Regions from separate parts of the Homo sapiens genome. Here region 2 is linked to region 1. Evidence: chromatin loops called from intact Hi-C (ENCODE). Cell type or tissue: left lung. All regions are shown on one strand. Links, peaks and the distances in the headings refer to the core of each region. The heading gives the core; the rest is flanking DNA.

Region 1 (8,532 bases), core at 2,146-6,145:
AGTTCAGTTTCTCTATAAATTAACCATTAATGTCAAAGGCATACTGATGCAAGACCAGCACATGAGGCCCTGTGTCAGATTAACAAGGTTTTCTTGAAGTATTAACCAACTCCTTATTAAAGGTTATAAAGGCTATAAAAAGACTTATGGAAGTTATATGTTATGGTCAAAATTAACATTTTAGAGATTGTTTAAAAATTTTGAAAAACAAATTTAATTGGCTTCATGCTATTTTTATTAGGGCTTATTGTTTGGAAAATTAAGTCTCCTCTCTCAAAGAATGAAGGTTGTCACCTTTTTAGAAAACCCTTGAGTTATCACTTTGGTTAAATGAATCACTTATTTTACAATGAACTGTGATCCTATTTTGTGATATCAAGTGTTTTAAACCTTTGATATTTGACAAACTTTTCAAAATAAAATTACACGTCTTTTTATGACCTAATTAATCTTTTTAGATATTAGGTTCCCTAAAGCCCAAAAATGACATATTTGGCCTATTTGGTATAAAAATTATACAGGAAGCATTGTCAAACATGAAATGGTTTGGTTTTCTTTGGGCTATATTTGTATAAATATGTTATTGGTATGTGTTCCAAAATTATGGGAACTCCTATAATTCTGATATGACTTAGTGTACATAGTTAGTAGTAATAATAATAATTGTTATGTTAAATTTTTGTGTGCCACAGAGGTAACAGATTTCCTTGTCAATTGTGTCTTTGACTATAGCTGCCCTAAAACATTTTGTCATCCATGGACAATTGTTGTCTTGTTTTGGTTCTCTTTAGAAGGTGGTTTTATAATCTACTATAAAACTCTAATAGGGGCTCCTGAATGGAGGTTTCTGATAATTTTGGAGATGGTGACATCAGAATAGAGGAAAAACTTTCAGGACTCATGGAGAGCTGAAATGTTCATGAATTTCAAGCAGAACAGGAATTAACTACAAAGACTGAAATAATAGATGACTGAAGTAATCTTTTTGACTTTTTGCTTAAAATGTTACTGATCTTTCAATTTTCAGAGTCAAGGAAACTTTTCTTTTGTGCTATTGACAGCTTTTAACAACTAAGTATACTCCTACCAACAAAATTTGGAGTATATTTGTTTCTCTCCACCTGATTTCTCCAGAATTTGGAAACTATTTTAAGTATTCTTAACTTACGGCTATATAGTTATTTGCATAAGTGCAATAAGAATCTGTTTTCATTTGTAACAGGACATGACTGGAGCAACTGGTTATTTTACCAAGTTTTGACTGGAATGGTTTACTTTCCTTTAAGGAATCAAAGTTGTCTTTTAGAGCCAATAAAAGCCCCTTGGGAAAACTGGCCTCATACCTTATCTACACAGTCCCTGTACACGGTTCTTGACCTGTGATAAGAAATGAATGTCACTTTCTGACTGGCCTGGGAACCCCAAGTTATCTTGAGACCTCAAGGGGAGAGGAATTCACCCAACTCATAGGTATTTGATGGTACAAATCCATGGCTGGGCTTGGCTTTAAAAAAGTCATATCTGAGATTCCTTCTATGGAACAAAGTTCCATCAAAGCCAATTTAAAAAGCCTATGTGAAGAATAATTATTCTAGCTGCACTTTATACAAATAATTTGGCCAAGTATAATAAAGCAAATTGGTCCTACCATGATTTGTCATGATTTTTAGTAAAAATGGGAAACTGGAGAGAGAAAAATTGTTTCAAAAACTAAAGTACACCTGTTGTTAGATTCTAGTCTTGCCTAATGTTTTTCTGTTTTTATTATTTTCTACAGACTGGACTGAATTCTAACTTTTCCTGGCTACAAGTCTCCAAAATAATGTTTTCATTTTTTTCTTTCTTTTCCTTTTCCCTACATTTTTCCTAATTTGAAATCACTGAAAACTAAGCTATGCTTTCTTAAAGCCCTGCAAACTGAAACTAGACAACTTAAACTTCAAAAGAAAATAACAGCAACCTTTTACATACATAAGCCACTTTTATACCTGCCTACTGATGTATGGACTACAGAGTAAGGTGGTCTATATCAGTTTTGCAGGATTGTTCTTTTGTTTGTTGTTGTTTTTCTCCCTTCTTTCTCCTATTTTCTCTTCATAGGACATAAGACTTCAGAACCTGCTAAAAATGAGCTTTCCTAATAACTTGGAACTTATCTGTCTAGGAATAAACTGTCTTAGCTGTGAGACAGCAGATGAAACCTGAGACCAGGGACTCATTTTCTTCCGATAATGCTTTCTCCAAAAGATTTTAGAAACAAAAGGGGGGAAATGTGAAAGGAAAATAAATCTTATGACCCCAAAATCACTAAGCTAAAGGGAAAAGTCAAGCTGGGAACTACTTAGGGCAAACCTGCCTCCCGCTCTATTCAAAGTCACCCCTCTGCTCACTGAGATAAATGCATACCTGAATGCCTCCTTTGGAGAGGCTAATCAGAAACTCAAAAGAATGCAACCATTTGTCTCTCACCTACCTGTGACCTGGAAGCCCCCTCCCTGCTTTGAGTTGTCCTGCCTTTTTGGGAAGAACTAATGTTTATCTTACATATACTGATTGATGTCTCATGTCTCCCTAAAATGTATAAAACCAAGCTGTGCCCTGATCACCTTGGGCACATGTCAGGATCTCTTGAGGCTGTGTCATGGGAACATGTCCTCAACCTTGGCAAAATAAACTTCCCAAATTAACTGAGACCTATCTCAGATATTTGGGATTCATAGTGTACAATATGTTTTGACATGTGTGTAGACTGTGGATTGACCCATCTCATATTACAAAATGTCCTTCTTTATCTCTAGTAACATCCTAGGGACACAGCATTATGCTGTTAGAAGCCATACTAGTATTTCATTTAGGTGCTCTGCATTATTTAGTGCAGAGGTTTGTACAAAGTTCTTATGTGTGAAGTGTTCTGTAGTTCTTAACACACACACACACATGCTTGCATTCTCACTTATTATCTTAGCTTGCCCTCTAAGCTACCAGATCTGTATTCAAATTCTTTCTGTCCTTTGGAAATCCTATGGGTAAGTCTTAAACAGAGCAACATATAACCCTGAGGGCCAAATCCTGGCACAGACCTCAAGACAAGTGCCTGCTGAGGAAATATGTCGTCCACACAATGAACTTGTGGGCAGGATGCCCAGTACCCAGACAAGATCACGGCCTTGCTCCTTCTATCTGCTACCACACCCAGCTCTGTAGCTTCCCTGAGCCCAACTACAAAAATAACCTGCCACTTATGCAGGGGGTACACCAAGTGGCTTCCCCACTGAAGCTGAGGAAGGAGAATCTCCAGATCCACTTGGAGGAAAGGAGAAGTCCTCCAAAATGCCCATTGAAAGTAGAGCCTATGAATAACCTGTCCCTCCCAGCATCCAGAACACCTACCCCAGGGCCTGGCCTGCATTGCCAGCCTCCCAAGGTGCGGTTATTGAATACTGAGAAGCTGCCAAGGACTCAGCCTCATCTCCCTCAGTGTTCTCCAAATGGTGGGATGATCTTCGTGTAATAACATTGAATGCCAAAGTTTAAAAAAGCCATCCCCTTTTCAGTTTTTTCCCCCAAGTCATTCCAATCATGTCAAACAGAAAGCCTTTGTTTGATGCTACTAAGTCTTTACGCCTAGCTGGAACTGATTAGCAGTAACAGAATTGTTTTGTCTTTGTTGTATTTGTCTTTATAGTTACCTTATATTTGTGGCAAAGTATACTGGGTTTTCCATTTGCGATAGGGATGTAAACTTTCCATTTTATATGAATTAATTTCAGGTAAAAAGTGAGTTCCTTAAAGAAAGTTATTGCATATTTAAATAATAATGGGGTGGCAAAATTCACGAGGGTTGTGTTGACTGTGCTCAGAAATCAAAGCTGGGCGTGGTGGCTCAGGCCTGCAATCCCAGCACTTTGAGAGGCTGAGGTGGGAGGATCGCTTGAGGCCGGGAGTTTGAGAGCAGCCTGGGTAACACAGCGGGACTCCATCACTACATTTATAATAAAAGAAAAAAAAAAGGAACGCCCCTAAATATGACATGGGTGAATAGTTCCCACCAAGTGATCCTGGCCATGTATGCCTGAACCCGAAGAGAGTTGCAAAGGAGGACATTTAAATTTGGGGCTCTGCCAATGTTCCTCCGTTTAGGGGGGCCTGGGAGCAGGTGTCGGAGTGAGGGCACAGGAACAGCAGCCCGCTGTCTGCGACACCTGGGCTGGCTGTGACACCTGGGCTGGGCCTGGGCCTGGGCCTCGCCAAGGCTGCGGAGCGCAGCGCCGCGCTTCACCACTAGGTGGTGGACGTACGCTCCCAGTATGAGCGGCGCTGACCCCGGGAGCAGCATGGCCCTTTGCAGCCCGAGCTGCTGGAACAGGCTGGGACACGCCTGCCCTCTCGCGGCCCCCTGCCCGAGGGGCCCTGCACACCCGGAGCCGGGCTTGGCGAAGTCAGTCTCAGACCCCCTCAAAACCAAATCTCAGAGCTGCTTGAGCCACAGGGAAATGAAATAACCCCTAATGGAGACTCTTAACCTTACTTTGTACACAGACTGGTTACCCTGTGGCGCTCCTCTCAGAATAACCTTTTTAAATGCGTGAACTAGATGGGAATAAATAACAAGATCTAGGAATTTGGAAAAAATGAGCACAAGTGACTTTTCCAGGTCACTGTAATGACTGTAATATGACATGAACATACCTTCCATTTCTATTGGCACTGCTAATACCACTATGGTTTATTTGCTGCCTGCATTCATAATTGAAGAAAATCCCAAGTATCACTTAAAGGTGAGTGAGAATAAGTATTTAATTATTTTCCTTTGCAAGTTCAGGGACCCCATAAATTCTATGCCCACGGTTAAGAAACCTTTAGTGTCTGGCAGTTTCCAGATGGGGCGAAAAAAAAAAGAAAAAAAAAAAAAAACACCTTAGTGAAAATCGAGGCAAGATGGAAGACATTTAAACAGCACAACAGACTTCCCTGTCCATTTCCTGTTTTGCCCCAGCTTTAGTGCTCAGGGTCTCCTCAGTATCCACTCTCTGCCTTGACCGTCAGGAGCTATGAGCAGCACGGGGCATGCATGATCGTAGGGTAAGTGGGGAGTGGGAGGGGGCTAAGATATCATCCAGGCTCAATTGTTCAGTTTCCAGACACTGAGACAGAGAAAGGAGTCGGCACCTAGCATCTCCTACTCATTCAGGTCAGAGCTAAAGATCCACGCTCCATACCCATTTCCCCATTTCAGCCTGGGGGACAATTGGGAGGGGACTGGTAAGCCTCCCCAAGAAAGTGACACAAACTAAGACTTGGAGGAGGCATGTGGATCTCAGGGGAAGAGCATTTTCCTCTTCCCCTGAGAAGAGGAGGCGTGGTGGGAGCCATTCACTCAGGTCATATATAGAGGCCTTGCTTTTTTTCTTTTATACAGAGATGGAGTCCCACTAAGTTGCCCAGCCTGGTCTCAAACTCAGCCTCAAGCGATCCTCCCACATTAGCCTCTGAAAGTTCTGGGATTGCGGGTGTGAGCCACCATGCCCAGCTGGACATTGCTTTTGATTTCTGAGCACAGTCAACACCACCCTCATGAATTTTGCCACCCCATTATTTTTATTTATCATCATTTTTTTTTTTTTGAGACCGAATTTCACTGTGTCGCCCAGGCTGGAGTGCAGTGGCGCGATCTCAGCTCACTGCAACCTCTGCCTCCCAGGTTCAAGCGATTCTCATGCCTCAGCCTCCCGTGTAGCTGGGATTACAGGCGTGCACCACCACGCCCGGCTAATTTGTGTATTTTTAGTAGAGGTGGGGTTTCACCATCTTGGCCAGGCTAGTCTTGAACTCCTGACCCCAGGTGATCCATCCGCCTCAGCCTCCCAAAGTGCTGGGATTACAGGCATGAGCCACCGCGCCCGGCCCCATTATTATTTAAATATACAATAACTTTAAGAAGAGGCAACAGCTGGTGCAGCAGCCCTGGTGGATAGGCCTGGCATGCTTCCAGAAGGAAGCCGTGTAGCTGAGGCGGAGTGAAGCATAAATGAGGTCGGAGAGGTAGCTGGAGACCCGATCTAGAAAATCATCCTCTTAGAAGGACTTCAGCTTTTATGCCGTGTGAAACGTGGACCTGGCATAGAGTTGCTGGTGTTTGAATGTGTCTCCCAAAAGTCCATGTGTTAGAAACTGTGCCCTCATGAATGGGTTAATGGATTAATGAGGATTCTGCTCTCATGAATGCATTCATGTTGTCACCATCAGGGGAGTGAGTACTCATGGGAATGCCTTTGTTATCAAAGTGAGCTCTCTCTTGCACATGCTTCGTTTTGCCCTCTTGCCATGTGGTGCCCTCTGCCATGTTAGGATGAAGGTAAAAGGCCCTCACCAGATGCTGGCACCACGTCCTTGGAATTCCCAGCCTGCAGAATTGTGAGCTAAATAAACTTCTTTTGTTTATAGATTACCCAGTCTGTGGTATTCTGTTACAGCAACAGAAAATGGACTAAAAGAGGGTTTTGAGCAGAGGAGGAACGAAATCTGACTTAGTTTTAATCAAGGTGATCACATGTTCTGGTTTGCCAGGGCCAGTACTGGCTTACTCCTGTTATCCATTGTAATTATCAATAGCATTTCTTTTTGCCTCAAAGGAGTCAATTATGGTTGCTTTAACAGCATGGCCTGGCTACTGTACTGAGAATGGACTGGAGGGGGCAAACATGGGAAGAGGGAGACTAGTCAGGATGCCATGGCAAATGATCCACACAAGAGACAACAGCAGCTTTGACCAGGGTGGCCGCAGTGGAAGTGGTGAGAAATGGAGAGAGTGCCAGAATTTAGCTTTTGTGATGTGAATTCAAGACGTCGATTAGACTTCGAAGTAGTAGCCATTGGCCAAGAGGCAGATGCTGATTGTCCGTGATGAGCCCCTGGTTCCTGTGCTCTGTCCCTTCTGCCTGTTACTACCTGGCTGCCACACACTTGTTGAGGATGCAGTTGGATGTAGGGGAGAAATGATGCTACAATCTGGAGATGATGGGGACAGACCTGGCTGTCCTACCCAGAGCCTGGACCAGAGACTCTCATGTCTAATAGAGACCCAGCTCCAGGGAGCTGTACTCTCCCATCATTTTCCTGTCCCAAGCAGAAGCCCAGGGTTTAGAGCGAACAGTATGTGGGGCAAGTTGTGTTCATAGTTCAATATGCAAATGTTCTCTATAGCCTTTTGCTAGGATTTCACACACCATATATCCAGGATCAGATACATAATTTGCAGGGCCCAGTGCAAAATCAAATTGCAGGACCTTTTCTTCAAAAATGATTAAGAATTTCAAGATGGGGACAACAGAGCATTAAACCAACCACAGGGACCTGTGTGATTTACACAGGTCACACATCCACAAGCTCAGCCCTGCCTATAACTGAAAGATGTTTCAAAATCACTTCTGGAGCTTAGGAGCGAAGTTCCTGTTGTCTGTGAGAAAGAAGAGGACATAATCCTAGATTAACAGAATCTTAAATGACAATTTCCACTTCTACCACCTGAATTGGAAATACTTATTTGTCTGGTGGACACCCTGATGAAAGTGGATATTATAAGAAAAGACTGCCAGAGCCTTCCAGGTGATCTTGAAATCTGGGTCAAGCAGTATTCCCGGATAGGATGCCTACAGAAACCCTGGGGCAATGCATGAGGAAACTGCTGGAAGGAGAAAGTTCTTTGTGGCAACCCAGGGACAAACCAAGAGAAGTAACCGGGTGATGTGCCAGGTAGTAGTGTTGCAGCAATGAACAAAGTGCCAGCAGCCCCCACACTGAGCTAACCCAGTCTGATATGGTGACCACAAATAAGTCCTGTGAGGCCTGAGGGTGGGAGGAGATGAACAGTGACATAAGTGTGCAGAAATGAGGACAAGACAGGGTCCTGCCACAGGCGAAGGGGTGGGGTTTTAGGGATGCTGCCTAGGAAGGGACTGGAGGGACAAGATGAGTTTGGGGGTCTTGTAGAGGATTTGATGCTGAAAATAACTCTTTAGAGATAGTAATCCTTTCAGATGCTTCCCACAGTCCACATGGGATTCTGTCTCCCAGCCAGTCAAATCTGGCCTGACCCTCTCCATTTTTTCCTTATGATCTTTGCCCTAGTCTCTCCCATTTGATCTGAGGTCCTCCAGAAGCCATCCATGGCCCCACTGAGCCCCAGGAAGCTTTGAATTGTTTAGTAAGCATATCAATCATGGTCCATTCAGGAAAACAGCAACCACAATAGTTATCTTAGCAGAGAGAATTTAACAGAGAGAATTAACAAATACTGGAGGAAAGGACAAAAGACAGACATTGTAACTTCAGGAAGTAACTCCCACCCCAAGGACTGGGAGAACAAGGGGGAGAGGTGGGTTTATTAGAACCTAGGAATAGATAGGGGAGTCTAGGGGGAAACCTCAGCTCAGGCTTCCGAGGAGAGGGCACTGCCAGGCGGGTGCTGGTGCCTTAGAAGGTGGATGGATGGTCCTGAGAGCCAGGACCCAGATCCTTATGGAGTGGGCACTG
Region 2 (7,020 bases), core at 2,323-6,322, 320 kb after region 1:
CTTAAAGAGAAATAATTTCATATGAGAAAGAATTTTGTATGATAAATTTAGTACTAAAGTAAAATGGCTGGTAGTTTAAGAAAGAGGAATGGGCTGGGCTCACTGGCTAAGGTCTGGAATCCCAACACTTTGGGAGGCCGAGGTGGGTGGATCAAAGGTCAGGAGTTTGAGACCAGCCTGGCCAACATGGTGAAACCCCATCTGTACTAAAAATACAAAAATTAGCCAGGCATGGTGGCACGCACCTGTAATCCCAGCTATTTGGGAGGCTGAGGCAGGAGAATTGCTTGCACCTAGGAAGCAGTGGTTACAGTGAGCTGAGGTCATGCCACTGCACTCCAGCTGGGACAACAGAGCAAGACTCTATCTCGAAAAAAATTTTTTTTTAATTAAAATTATCACATCCTTCTATCTGCCTGTATGTACTTTTGTTTGTTTGTTTGTTGTTTTGTGACGGAGTTTGGCTCTTGTCGCCCAGGCTGGTGTGCAATGGCACAATCTCAGCTCACTGCAGACTCCACCTCCTAGGTTCAAGAGATTTCTCCTGCCTCACCCACCCAGGTAACTAGGATTACAGGCATGCACCACCACACCTGGCTAATTTTGTATTTTTTTAGTAGAGACAGGGTTTCACCATGTTTGTCAGACTGGTCTTGAACACCTGACCTCAAGTGATCACCCACCTGGGCCTTCCAAAGTGCTGGGATTACAGGCCTGAGCCACCGTGCCCAGCTGGAAGTTGTATTTTATGATCAAGATGAAAATTTTATAAATTGTTTATAAAATTTTGGAAAACAAATTTAATTGGCTTCATGTTGTTTTTACTAGGGCTTATCATTTAAATCTCTTCTCTTAAAGAATGAAGGTTTTCAGGCCGGGTGCGGTGGCTCATGACTGTAAGCCCAGCACTTTGGCAGGCCGAGGAGGGCAGATCACCTGAAGTTAGGAGTTCAGGACCAGCCTGGCTAACATGGTGAAACCCCATCTCTACCAAAATACAAAAATTAGCCAGGCATGATGGCAGGTGCCTGTAATCCCAGTTACTCAGGAGGCTGAGGCAAGGAGAATCGCTTGAATCTGGGAGGCAGAGGTTGCAGTGAGCAGTGAGCTGAGATCAACCCCCTGAACTCCAGCCTGGGCAACAGAGCAAAACTCCATCTCAAAAAAAAAAAAAAAAAAGAATGAAGGTTTTCACTGTATTTTTTAAATCCTTGAGTTATCACTTTGGTTAAATGAATTCTTCTTTTAATTAATTAACTAATTTATTTATTTACTTTTGTGAGACAGAGTCTTGCTGTGTCGCCAGGCTGGAGTGCAGTGGCACGATCTCGGTTCACTGCAACCCCCGCCTCCCAGGTTCAAGCGATTCTCCTGCCTCAGCCTCCCAAGTAGCTGGGACTACAGGCGTGCATCACCATGCCCAGGTAATTTTTTTATTTTTAGTAGAGACAGGTTTTCACCATGTTGGCCAGGATGACCTCAATCTCTTGACCTCATGATCTGCCCACCTCAGCCTTGCAAAGTCCACCCGCCTCGACAGAGTCTTGTTCTGTCACCCAGGCTGGAGTGCAATTGTGCAATCTTGGCTTACTACAACCTCTGCCTCCCAGGTTCAAGTGATTCTCCTGCCTCAGCCTCCTGGGTGGCTAGGATTACAGGCATGCGCCACTACACCAGGCTAATTTTTGTATTTTTAGTAGAGATGGGGTTTCACCATGTTGGCCTGCTGGTCTCAAAATCCTGACCTCAGGTGATCCACCCACCTTGGCCTCCTTAAATGCTGGGGTTACAGGCATGAGCCAGCACGCCCAGCCAGTTAAATGAATTATTTTGCAATGACTTGTAATCCTATTTTGTAATATCAAGTGTTTTATACCTTTGATATTTGACAAACTTTCCAAGATAAAATTATAAATTATGTTTTTTTCTGACCTAACTAGTCTTTTAAAATGTTATTAATAGGTTCTCTAAAATCCAAAAATGACATATTTGGCTTATTTGGTCTAAAAATTATACAGGAAGCATTGTCAAATATAAAATGGTGTTTGGTTTTCTTTGGGCTGTATTCCTATAAATATGTTATTGGTATGTGTCCCAAAATTATGAGAAACTCCTATAATTCTGATCTGACTTAATGTACATTATCAGTAATAACCATAATTGTTATGTTAAATTATTGTGTGCTGCAGAAGTAACAAATTTCCTTGCCAATTGTATCTTTGACTATGGCTGCTCTAAAACTTTTTGTCATTCACGGATAATCGTCTTGTTTTGGTCCTCTTTGGTTTTACAATCAGCTATAAAACTGATTTTATAAAAGGTAGTTTTATAATCAGCTGTAAAACTCTAAAACTCTAACAGGTGCTCTTTTTTTGGGCAGGGAAAGAGTCTCCCTCTGTTGCTCAGGCTGGAGTGCAGTGGCATGATCTCAGCTCACTGCAACCTCTGCCTCCTGGGCTCAAGTGATTCTTAACTCCGGCCTGGGCGACAGAGCAAGACTCTGTCTCAGAAAAAAAGCATGAGCATGAAGAGGGAAGCATGAGGAGATCAGTCTCCCAAGTAGCTGGGACTGCAGGCATGTACCACCACGCCTGGCTAATTTTTGTATGTTTAGTAGAGATGGGGTTTCGCCATGTTGGCCAGGCTGGTCTTGAACTCCTGGCCTCAAGAGATCCGCTGGCCTCAGCCTCCCAAAGTGCTGAAATTATAGGCATGAGTCACTGTGTCTGGCCTAACAGGTGCTCTTGAATGCAGGTTTCTGATAACTTTGGAGATTGTGACATCAGCATAAAGGAAAAACTTTCAGGATTCAGGGAGGGCTGAAATGTTCATGAATATCAAGCAGAACAGGAATTAACTGCATGGACTAAACTAATAGAAGTCTGAAGTAATCTTTTTAACTTTTTGCTTAAAACATTGCTGATCTTTGTTTTGCTTTTCAGAGTCAAGAAAACTTTTAAGCTATTTACAACTTTTAACAATTGAGTTAAGTATACTCAAGAACAAAATTCAGAGCATATTTGTTTCTCTCTACCTGATTTCTACAGATTTTGGAAACTATTTGTGAGTATTCCTAACTTATGACAATACAGTTATTTGCATAAGTGCAAAAAGAATCTGTTTTCATTTGTAACAGGACACCATTGGAGAAACTAGTTATTTTTACCAAGACTTTGACCAGAACGGTGTGCTTTCCTTTAAGGAATCAAACTTCACTTATGGAGCCAATAAAAGCCCCTTGAAAAACTGGCCTCATACCTTTGTCTACACAGTCCCTGTAAAGGGTTCCTGACCTGTGGTAAGTAAAGAATGTCACTGTGGGGCCCAGGAGCCCCACGTTTATCTTGGAACCTCAAGAGGAGAAGAATTTACCCAACTCATCAGTATTTGATGGTACAAATTCATGGCTGGGCTCGGCTTTAAAAAAAGTCTTATCTGAGATTCCTTCTCTGGGACAACGTTCCATCAAAACCAGTTTAAAAGCCTGTGTAAACATTAATTATTTTTGCTGTAGTGTATACAAATAATTAGGCCAAGTACAATAAAGCAAACCAGTCCTACCATGATTTGTCTTTAGTAAAAATAGGAAACTAGAGAGAGGAAAATTATGTTTCCAAAACTATAGTAACACTCATTGTTAGATTCTAGTCTTGTCTAATATTTTTCAATTCTTATTATTATCTACAGTTTGAACCAAATTCTAATTTTTCTTGGCAACGTGTCTTCAAAATAATGTTTTCAAATTTTTCCTTCTTTTTTTCCCCATTTTGCCTAATCTGGAGTCACTGAAAACTAAGCTGTGTTTTCATAAAGCCCTGTGAACTGAAGCTGGACAACTTAAACTTCAGAAGAAAATAACAGCAACCTATTTATATTTATATACATAAGCCACTTTTTTTGTTGTTTGTTTATTTTTGAGACAGAGTTTTGCTCTTTGTGTTGCCCAGGCTGGAGTGCAATGGCACAATCTTGGCTCATTGCAACCTCCGCCTCCGGGGTTCAAGCTATTCTCCTGCCTCAGCCTCCCAAGTAGCTGGGATTACAGGAGTGCACCACCACGCCTGGCTAATTTTGTATTTTTAGTAGAGACGGGGTTTCTCCATGTTGGTCAGGCTGGTCTCAAACTCCCGACCTCAGGTGATCCGCCTGCCTCAGCCTCCCAAAGTGCTGGGATTACAGATGTGAGCCACCGCGCCGGGCCAGCCACTTTCGTATCTGTCTACTGATGTATGGACTTCGGAGTAATGTGGCCTATATCAATTTTTCAGGATTGTTCTTTTGTTTGTTGTTGTTCTCCTTTCCTCCCCCTATTTTCTCTTCAGAGGACGTGAGACTTCACAACCTTCTAAAAATGAGCTTTCCTAGCAACTAGGGACTTACCTGTCTAGGAATAAACCATCCTAGCCATGAGAGATCAGATGAAACCTGAGATCAGAGACTGATTTTCTTCTAAAATGCTTTCTCTAAAAGATTTTTAAAAAGAAAAAGGGGGAATGTGAAGGAAAATATCTTGAGTCTTCAAAATCACTAAGCTAAAGGGAAAAGTCAAGCTGGGAACTGCTTAGGGCAAACCTGCCTCCCATTCTATTCAAAGTCACCCCTCTGCTCACTGAGATAAATGCGTATCCTTTTGCCTGTCTTGGAGAGGCTAATAAGAACCTCAAAAGAATGCAACCATTGGTCTCTTATCTACCTATGACCTGGAAAACCTTCCCCACTTCTAGTTGTCCCGCCTCTCCAGACAGAACCAATGTTCATCTGACATATGTTGATTGATGTCTCATGTTTCCCTAAAATGTAAAAAAACAAACTGTGCTGTGATCACCTTGGGCACATGTCACCAAGACCTCCTGAGGCTGTGTCATGGGCATGTGTCCTCAACCTTGGCAAAATAAACTTTCTAAATTAACTGAGATCTGCCTCAGATTTTTGGGGTTCACAGAGGCATAAGGCAGAAGGAGAGACCAAGGCAAGTTTTAGAGCAGGAGTGAAATTTTATTTAAAAAGCTTTAGAGTGGGAACAAAAGGAAGGAAAGTACACTTGGAAGAGGGCCAAGAGGGCAACTTGAAAGACAAGTGTGTGGTTTGACCTTTTGACTTGTGGTTTTTTTGTTTTTTGTTTTTTTTCAGACAGAGTCCACTCTGTCGCCCAAGCTGGAGTGCAGTGGCGCAAGCTCGGCTCACTGCAACCTCCACCTCCTGGGTTCAAGTAATTCTCCTGCCTCAGCCTCTCCAGTAGCTAGCTGGGATTACAGGTATGCACTACCACACCTGGCTAAGTTTTGTATTTTTAGTAGAGATGGGGTTTCACCATGTTGGCCCGACTGGTCTCAAACTCCTGACTTCCAGTGATCCGCCTGCCTCAGCCTCCCAAAATGCTGGGATTACAGACATGAGCCACCATGTCCAGCCTGACTTGGAGTTTTATATGGTGGCACGCTTCTGGGGGTCTTGCAGCCCTTCTCCCCTGATTCTTTTTTTGAGGTGGGTTGTCCACATGGTCAGTGGCCTGCTAGCGCTTGGGAGGGAAACGTGCAATTTGTTGACTGGCCTTGTACGCATGCTGACTTGAGGCTTTCTTCCCTTACCAGCTGAATGTTCCTAGAAGGTCATATATCTCTTAAACTCCATCATTTTGCTTCTTAGTACGCATGCTCAAGCTCAGTCACCCAACTCCTGAGATCTTATTGGGAAGCTGATCATCCGTTTCAGGTTTTTGTATCTATTGGGAAACTGCCTTTCCCTGGAGCAGGCTGCCACCAACTGTTATTTTAGAGAAACAGTGTAACTGCCTGACCATCACCTGAGGGTGGCCTGACTTTCCTGTTGGGTGGAGGGGGAGCCTTCTCTTGCCCTGTTCATGCCTGCCTAGCTACCTACCGTAATACTCACATGAGTAAATCCCTTCAAGTATTTTACAGTTTGATTCTTTTTTTTTTTTTGGTTGACAAAACTGAGGGATAAAGACCATTCCACGGCCTAAAACGCTTCAGTGGCTTCCTGTGGCCCCTCAAACAAATGCAAAGCCCTTGCAGTGGCCTTAAAAATCCTGCTGTGCCCTGCTGACCTCCCCACAGATCTGGCACCTTTTAGGGCCTGATATCCATTTATCATCTTTCCTATATCCCGCTTCCTCCCAACCTCCTCATTGACCTCCTAAGATCCAGCTTTCCTTTCTGTCCCTGTGGGCCTCAAGCTCTAGCCAGGCTTGCTCTTGACACACGCTGTGCCCTCGGTCTGGCATATTCTCCAGGCTTTCCACCTGGCCAGTTCTTCCTCACCCTGCAAGTCTAGGTATCAGTGTCCCACTTAGAGTGGGCCACCCTCAGGAGCATGAGGAGGGAAGCTCAGGGAGGGCTTTCAGGATGGGATGGGGTTGGGCAGTGGGGCAAGCCAGGGAGGCTTCCCGGAAGAGGAAATTTGAGGATGAGCAGCAGTTTTCCAGGTAGGTGAAAGAAAAGACTTCACAACTCTTTCATATTCACCCTCCCCGGGGCAGAGCTCAGGACCATCCTGGAGTGATGCGGCTGCTGTTCTTGAAGCTAATTCCTAGCTCGTTTTCCTCCCACAGCAAATGAGAAGCATCACGTTGCTAACATCACCAAAACAACGATCTACCTACCCTCGTTTTTCTTCCCATCAAATCGGGAGTGCACACTCCCCTCTCATCCTAGCTGGGTACACACTCCCCTCTCATCCTAGCTGGGTCCTTCACCCCTGCCATATTTGAATGAGTTTATATGTCCACCTCGGTTCGTTGCTTACCTGGATTGTCTCAAAAAATGTCTATCTTGTCCAGGCACAGCGGCTCACGCCTGTAATCCCAGCACTTTGGGAGGCCGAAGTGGGTGGGTCACCTGAGGTCAGGAGTTCGAGACCAGCCTGGCCAACATGATACAACCCTGTCTCTACTAAAAATACAAAAAACTAGCCGTGTGCAGGGGCAGACACCTGTAATCTCAGCTACTTGGGAGGCTGAGGTGGGAGGATCGCTTGAACCCAGGAGGTGGAGGTTACAGT

Evidence for each region. Hi-C counts contacts between places; a loop is a spot of excess contacts. Peaks named below come from ENCODE experiments on the same cell type or tissue, not always from the same donor. Only the 100,000 strongest peaks of a DNase experiment are listed, where the experiment ranks them.
Region 2: it touches region 1 in a loop (8-fold over the local background); 4 of 110 quality-filtered maps call a loop at or near these places.

Annotation. Positions count from the first base shown.
Region 1 is chr16:74,808,986-74,817,517 of GRCh38, forward strand. No RefSeq gene overlaps it. Among named protein-coding and RNA genes, the nearest start is that of FA2H, 38 kb to the left of the region's middle. In left lung, for the core only: a CTCF peak has its summit at 4,263 (motif pointing right); a DNase peak (open chromatin) is centred at 4,296.
Region 2 is chr16:75,124,889-75,131,908 of GRCh38, forward strand. It overlaps a transcript of ZFP1 not described here. Among named protein-coding and RNA genes, the nearest start is that of LDHD, 12 kb to the left of the region's middle. In left lung, for the core only: no CTCF peak of the experiment used is centred there; a DNase peak (open chromatin) is centred at 4,183.